Regions from separate parts of the Homo sapiens genome. Here region 2 is linked to region 1. The links are chromatin contacts, found by Hi-C or POLR2A ChIA-PET in ENCODE. All regions are on one chromosome and are shown on one strand. The core of a region is the stretch at or near the end of the contact, and the rest is flanking DNA. Distances in the headings are between cores, read along the strand shown. Region 1 overlaps ARMH3 (armadillo like helical domain containing 3). Region 2 overlaps ARMH3 (armadillo like helical domain containing 3).

Region 1 (2,700 bases), core at 117-2,616:
TCTTGTTGCACTATTATGATGAATGTTTGGAGCTGGCTCTCACCCCCTGCTTTACTAGCTATTACTGGAGGTGCCGTCAAAGAATCAGGCCCCAAATTTATCCTCCCATTAAGTCCTCTCCTGGGCAGCGCTGCTTGGTTCTGAGTAGCAGTCATCTAGTTTCCCCTCCTTTTCCCACCTCCCGCTGCCTTTGAATGTAAGGAAACTGCAGGCCCTGTTGCAGACAAAGAGCTGTGGTAGAAAGTAAGGTTGCAAATCACTTTCTACCACAGCTCTTTGTTTGCTCTTGTTCTAGACCTGAAGAGAAGTGCGCACGTATGAGTGCCTGTGCGTGCATCTGCTGTGAGACCTCCAACATCATTTTCTGTCACAAGCCCAGCCCAGAAGTGCCACAAGTGACATTTCTTCAGTTGGTTGGTTGTATCTGTCTCCCAGCAATGTCTTTAGGATTTCTTCTCCATAATAAGTTAGAGATGTATCGGTTTCTGGACACAGGGACCTTACCTACTTCTGTCTATTCATATCTGTTCCTCTGAGTAATAGACATATGGTCTTTGGCTTTTTAAACTAGTTATATGATTTTTTGAATTTGTCTCACAGCTACTCTTAACAGCCTTCCCCTTGTGAGAGTTTCTGTTGAATAAAAGCTTTCTGGGTCTCTGATGTAGTTGGTTGGCATTTGGTCAATTTGGGGCTTTCATTTTGACTCTCAAAATTATTTGCAGAAAGAAATAGGGCCAAAAGGTGCTTCAAGTGCCATTTGTAAATCTTAGGATAATTGATAAGTATTCATTTATTCTAGCAAGCAGTGGATTTTGTTAAATAATAGATACTGATTAGGTCTCAACAAATCTGACCCTGTTAGCTTTGGTGCTAACTCATTAATAAAGCTGATGTTGAGGCTGCCATTAACATTAGAAAAGCGATGTTCCCTAGTAATATTTCTTTCCTTGAGGAGAAACTATTTTGCAATGAAGTTTTAACTTCTTCCCTTTTCAGAGAGACTATCAACTTCACTTAGGCAGAACGGTTCAATACTTTGGGCAGCTTGTTTATTCTTTATTTACTTCTTGATTTACCAAACTATCCCATTTTCTTTACCTCACTGACATAACTGCTACCCAGCCCCCCTGCTTTCTCCCATCCTCTCTACCTCTCAAGCCTCCCTTCTGTAGCCAACCCTACCACCTGCCACAGTATCCACACCCAGGCTTCTTATAGGAAGCCATCTCTGTGAGGGTCTGTCTGAAAGCAACATAAGTCAGTGCTGGAGCAGGTGAAAGCAGCCTGCTTTTTCAGAGCTGACGAGAAGGGCGAAGCTCTCTGTCACAGTGGGTGGGTGAGCAGCTAGGGCCGAGTAACGCCACGTCTCAGTGGTTAGCACCTGCAGGCTCAGAGCTGACAGTGCACTGTAATAAGATTCATCTTTGTTCACTTAACTGATGTGGGCTTTATGGTAAATGTTCGTTTGCTTAATTACTTTGGCAGACTTGCTGATTGCCTTTCCTGAGGAGTTCTAAAAGGTCCCCCTGGGATGGAGTATAAGCCTGTTTCCGTGTCTTTTAATTTCATTCTTTTCCTGGAGTACTTGAAAACCAGTACGTGATCCATATGGCCCACCCTCTCATCTCTCCTGTATGTGAACATCAGGACCACTGCTATCTAGTATGGAATCCATATGGCCCACACTGGACCACTGGGAAATCTTGACAGGTTTCTTCCTCCTTTGTGCACATGAGATCCTCCTCCTCCACCACTGAGGTATTATGTATGGCTCATCTAGTCTAGTTTAGGATTCATATGCCTCTTTTTCTCTAACTGGCATGGGATCCACAGAATATTTCCCTCCTTCCTCAGTCTAGCATGTGATCCACTAAAATAATTTCCCTTTATTTTTAGAGACAGGGTCTTGCTCTGTTGCCCAGGCTGGAGTACAGTGGCATGATCACAGCTCACTGTAACCTCAAACTCCTGGGTTCAAGCAATTCTCATGCCTCATCCTCATGAATGGCTAGGGCTATAGGTGTGCACATTATGCTGGCTAATTTAAAAAAAATTTTTTGTAGATATGGGGGTCTCACTATGTTGCCCAAGCTGCTCTTGAACTCCTGGCCTCAAGCAGTTCTCCCACCTGGGCGTCCCAAAGTGTTGGGATTACAGGCATAAGCCACTGTGACCAGCCAATTCGCCTTTATTTTTGAAGTGACGGGAAAAGAAGACTAGTCAATTGCTCATTTTCTTGCTCTCCCATGCTTAAAATTTAAGTGTCTTATAATAAATTGATTAATTGGGCTAATGGGAATGAGGTGTAATTAAAATATTTCAGGTTTTTGTCTCATGCCAGTTTTTAAAAAGTTCTTAATTCATATTCAAGAGATTGGAATGTTCACCATTAATCAAAATTAGATCAGTTTTGGGGGTTTTGAGCTTATCTCCAGTGCTTCAGAATTCCTCTTAGGTATGTGTTAGGATTTTCTTATGTTCTGAAAAGGGACAGAACATCTAATACACATTTTCTTATAGGCCATTTTGTTCCTTTATATTCATTTGGCATTTCTGAGCGTGTAGAGGAGCCTTGCTTCTGGAAATAGGAAATCCAGGAAAAGGGAAATAGGAAAACCAATTCCAAAGATTATTAGAGGTTTTCATTCTGTAGCCCCAGGAACTCTGCCAGTAACTTCGGACCTGCCACTAGAGAAC
Region 2 (2,700 bases), core at 92-2,591, 68 kb before region 1:
TTAATGTTTCTGTTGAGCTGACATCATCACCTTTGATAGGGCCAGCCATCCACCTTAGTTTATTTGATTTGTTGATGTGAGAGAGAGTAGTTAGTAATTTCTTTTGTTTTTCTCATTCTTCCTTACCCACAGGTGCATGGATTGCTTTTAACCAAGTAAAAATGGAAACTTTGATGGTTTCTAAGCCATTAAGCAAAGATTGAGCAGGATGTGCAGAGAGAAGTGTGTAGTTGTTGGAGAGAGAAATACTTGAACAGAGCTTCATGGAGTCAGCTTATTTTACTTCCACTGCAGGAAGAAGGGGCATTGGAGAGGCAGGCTGCATTTAAATAGTATGACTTTCCATCGTCTGAAAACATGGGTTGTTTTAAAGGCAGATTTATACTGACATTTTATATTCAACATTTATCTATGGATCACAGTTGTTACCCTCTCACTCTGCCACATCCCGGTGATAAGTCGTTATTTTTATCCCCATTTGTTGGGGAAGGGAGTAGAGATATAGAAGGGTTAAGTGACTTGCTAAGGATCATGGAACCAGACGCTAAACAGAGTCATGATTAGAACTTAGAGTTCCTGACTCCTATGCTCAGACACAGATCACTAAGCAACATTTGCTTGCCTGCAGGAAGAAAGGCCCCCTAAGCCCCCAGAACAATCTGTTCAGCTTCACTGTGCTAAGTAACATCCAAAGCATTCACAGCTTTGTGAAAAAGAAATTGTACATGGCCTGACCTTTTAGATATCTACTGGGAAAAATGGAAAACCCAGGGAGTATCACAGCGTTCTGGATCCAGCTGGCTCTCCTATTACTGGCAGAGGCCTATGACTTCTTGGTTAGGTACATCTCAAGACTGGCAATTGAGAGCCTTTCGTTGGAAGCTTGTTTTACTTTTAAGTGTTGCCATACAGGACTGAAATTTTTCAAGAGAAAGGCTGACTCAAGCCATAGATTTATCTGGCAGTTCTTGTGTAGATGTAGCTTTGATAGTTCAGCAGCCCCTCTTGATTTTGAGAAACTATGCTTTGAACTTTTCATTGTGTGCTTCTTTTAGTTTAGTTTCTTTTTTAAACTTTTAATTTTGATGTAATTATAGACTTACAGGAAGTTGCAAAAATAGTATATAGAGTTTCATGTACCCTTCACCCAGCTTCCTCCAGTGATGACATCTTATATAACTCTACAACATTGCTTCTTTTAGTTTTGAAGAGAGTATCCAGGCGGGAAAGAACATAGCAGTAAAAACTAGAGTAGATGGGAAGGGGAATTTTGGCAGCTGCTATTTCTATCTTGTTTTTAAAATTGCTCTTCCTCATTCTGCTAAATTTTCTCTGATTTAGGCAAATATGTCACAAGATATATTCTAGGCTGATGTGCCTAATTAAGACTGCTTTAGCTTCCATATGCAAAAATAGAGAGCCTCTTTTCCTCTATGGGTGATCAATTCCTCTCAAAATTAGAATGTTCTAATTCAGGGGCATTAGAAGGTATCTTTCTGGTTCTATAATGTAGTTATGAAATATTGTCTACAGCAGTATAGAAAGCCCAAGGACTAAAAAGGAATGCCAGGAAGCTTTTTTCCCTTTCAAATCACTACATTTGGCTGAATCCAAAATTTACACTATTTTGAATCTTTCTCTCATCCCCTCAGAAACTTGGCAGAAGCAAAAGATAAGAATCTCTAACAGGTTTAGCCTGTTACAGGGAGAAAAAGATTCCCACGTAAAAGCCCCCAAAAGAGCAAGAAATCACTTTGTTCTTTTCTCTGTGCATGCAGTCACTTCCTATCCAGAAAAATGTCAACTCTCATAGGCCCATGAGCATTTTGTCAAGTAAAAGGGACCAGGGAAGGATTAGCTGTGCTTTTGGTTACTCTGCCTATATTAGTTTCAAAGGGACATGTCATGTGGTTTCATAAGGTATCATCCTTCTCTGGATCTCGAGGGAGCAAGACAAGTCTGTTATTGGTCCTACCTCATTTTGGCAAAAAGTAAAGTTATTGGTTCTGTGTCAGATGGCTCCACTGAGACATGGTCTCATTGACTTTTAGATTTCTTAAAGGGTGATTTTGGCTATCACTCCTTTAGGAAACGGTGGGGGGAAAGGAGCAGGTGGTATAGGGCCCTAGAAGAAGGCAGTGGCTCCTGAGCATGCTTGGTTAGAGGCAGCTGCACAGGGACCCTACATTTCCCAAAGTCTAGGATCTGGGAACTTTCATGTGGAAACTCATTTTCATGAAAAAGAAGAGGCTGGGTGCTAATTGTGAGGTTTGCATTGTCTGCAAGAAAATGGGGAATGGAAGATGGTTGAGAACCTTATTTATTTTTTTTTTTTAGCAGATACACATTGACTGCAAGGAAAATGGTAAGGATGGAAGCAGATTTCCGTTTAAAGAAAGGATTTGTTCTATTTCTGACTCATTTAGAGGAATGTGGAGCCTTTAGTCAGTGCAGGCTGTTGACATACTGACTTGTGTGCTGTGTTCACCTGGAGAGGCTGATAGCATACAGCCAGAGCCATTTCATTTTCTTGTTTGATTCTTTGGCCTCTGTGTCAGTGAAGTGCTTAGGCTTGCATCCAGACAGATGCCTGTATTCTGAAAAGCCACCTAGAGTTGTTCCCCGCCCCCTGCTCCCCCCACGACTGAGTCTTGCTCTGTAGCCCAGGCTGGAGTGCCGTGGCGCGATCCCAGCTCACCG

The links. A loop is a pair of places that touch in the nucleus more often than their neighbours do. ChIA-PET counts read pairs that join two places held with the same protein, here RNA polymerase II (POLR2A). Pooled maps may share reads with other maps.
Region 2: a loop to region 1 is called in a map of GM12878, with 2.9 times the contacts of the local background. The contact joins two enhancer-like sites. A Hi-C loop is called at or near these places in 18 of 168 maps with a recorded cell type or tissue (B cell, GM12878, IMR-90 and 7 more), 36 of 37 single-sample maps with no recorded cell type and 14 of 50 pooled maps. POLR2A ChIA-PET finds 5 or more read pairs at or near these places in 13 of 52 experiments (A673, B cell, CD4-positive, alpha-beta T cell and 10 more).

What each region holds. Positions count from the first base shown.
Region 1 is chr10:101,900,182-101,902,881 of GRCh38, reverse strand. All of the region lies in intron 23 of ARMH3 (armadillo like helical domain containing 3), which reads left to right. Among named protein-coding and RNA genes, the nearest start is that of KCNIP2, 58 kb to the right of the region's middle. RefSeq lists enhancers at 1-416, 416-575. Within about 2 kb of position 1,366, at least 3 of the 41 ENCODE cell types and tissues checked have a DNase peak (open chromatin) inside an H3K27ac peak, as active enhancers do; they include B cell and GM12878, where a contact is called at or near this core.
Region 2 is chr10:101,967,677-101,970,376 of GRCh38, reverse strand. The region is part of intron 20 of ARMH3 (armadillo like helical domain containing 3); the gene reads left to right. Among named protein-coding and RNA genes, the nearest start is that of ARMH3, 87 kb to the left of the region's middle. Within about 2 kb of position 1,341, at least 3 of the 41 ENCODE cell types and tissues checked have a DNase peak (open chromatin) inside an H3K27ac peak, as active enhancers do; they include B cell and GM12878, where a contact is called at or near this core.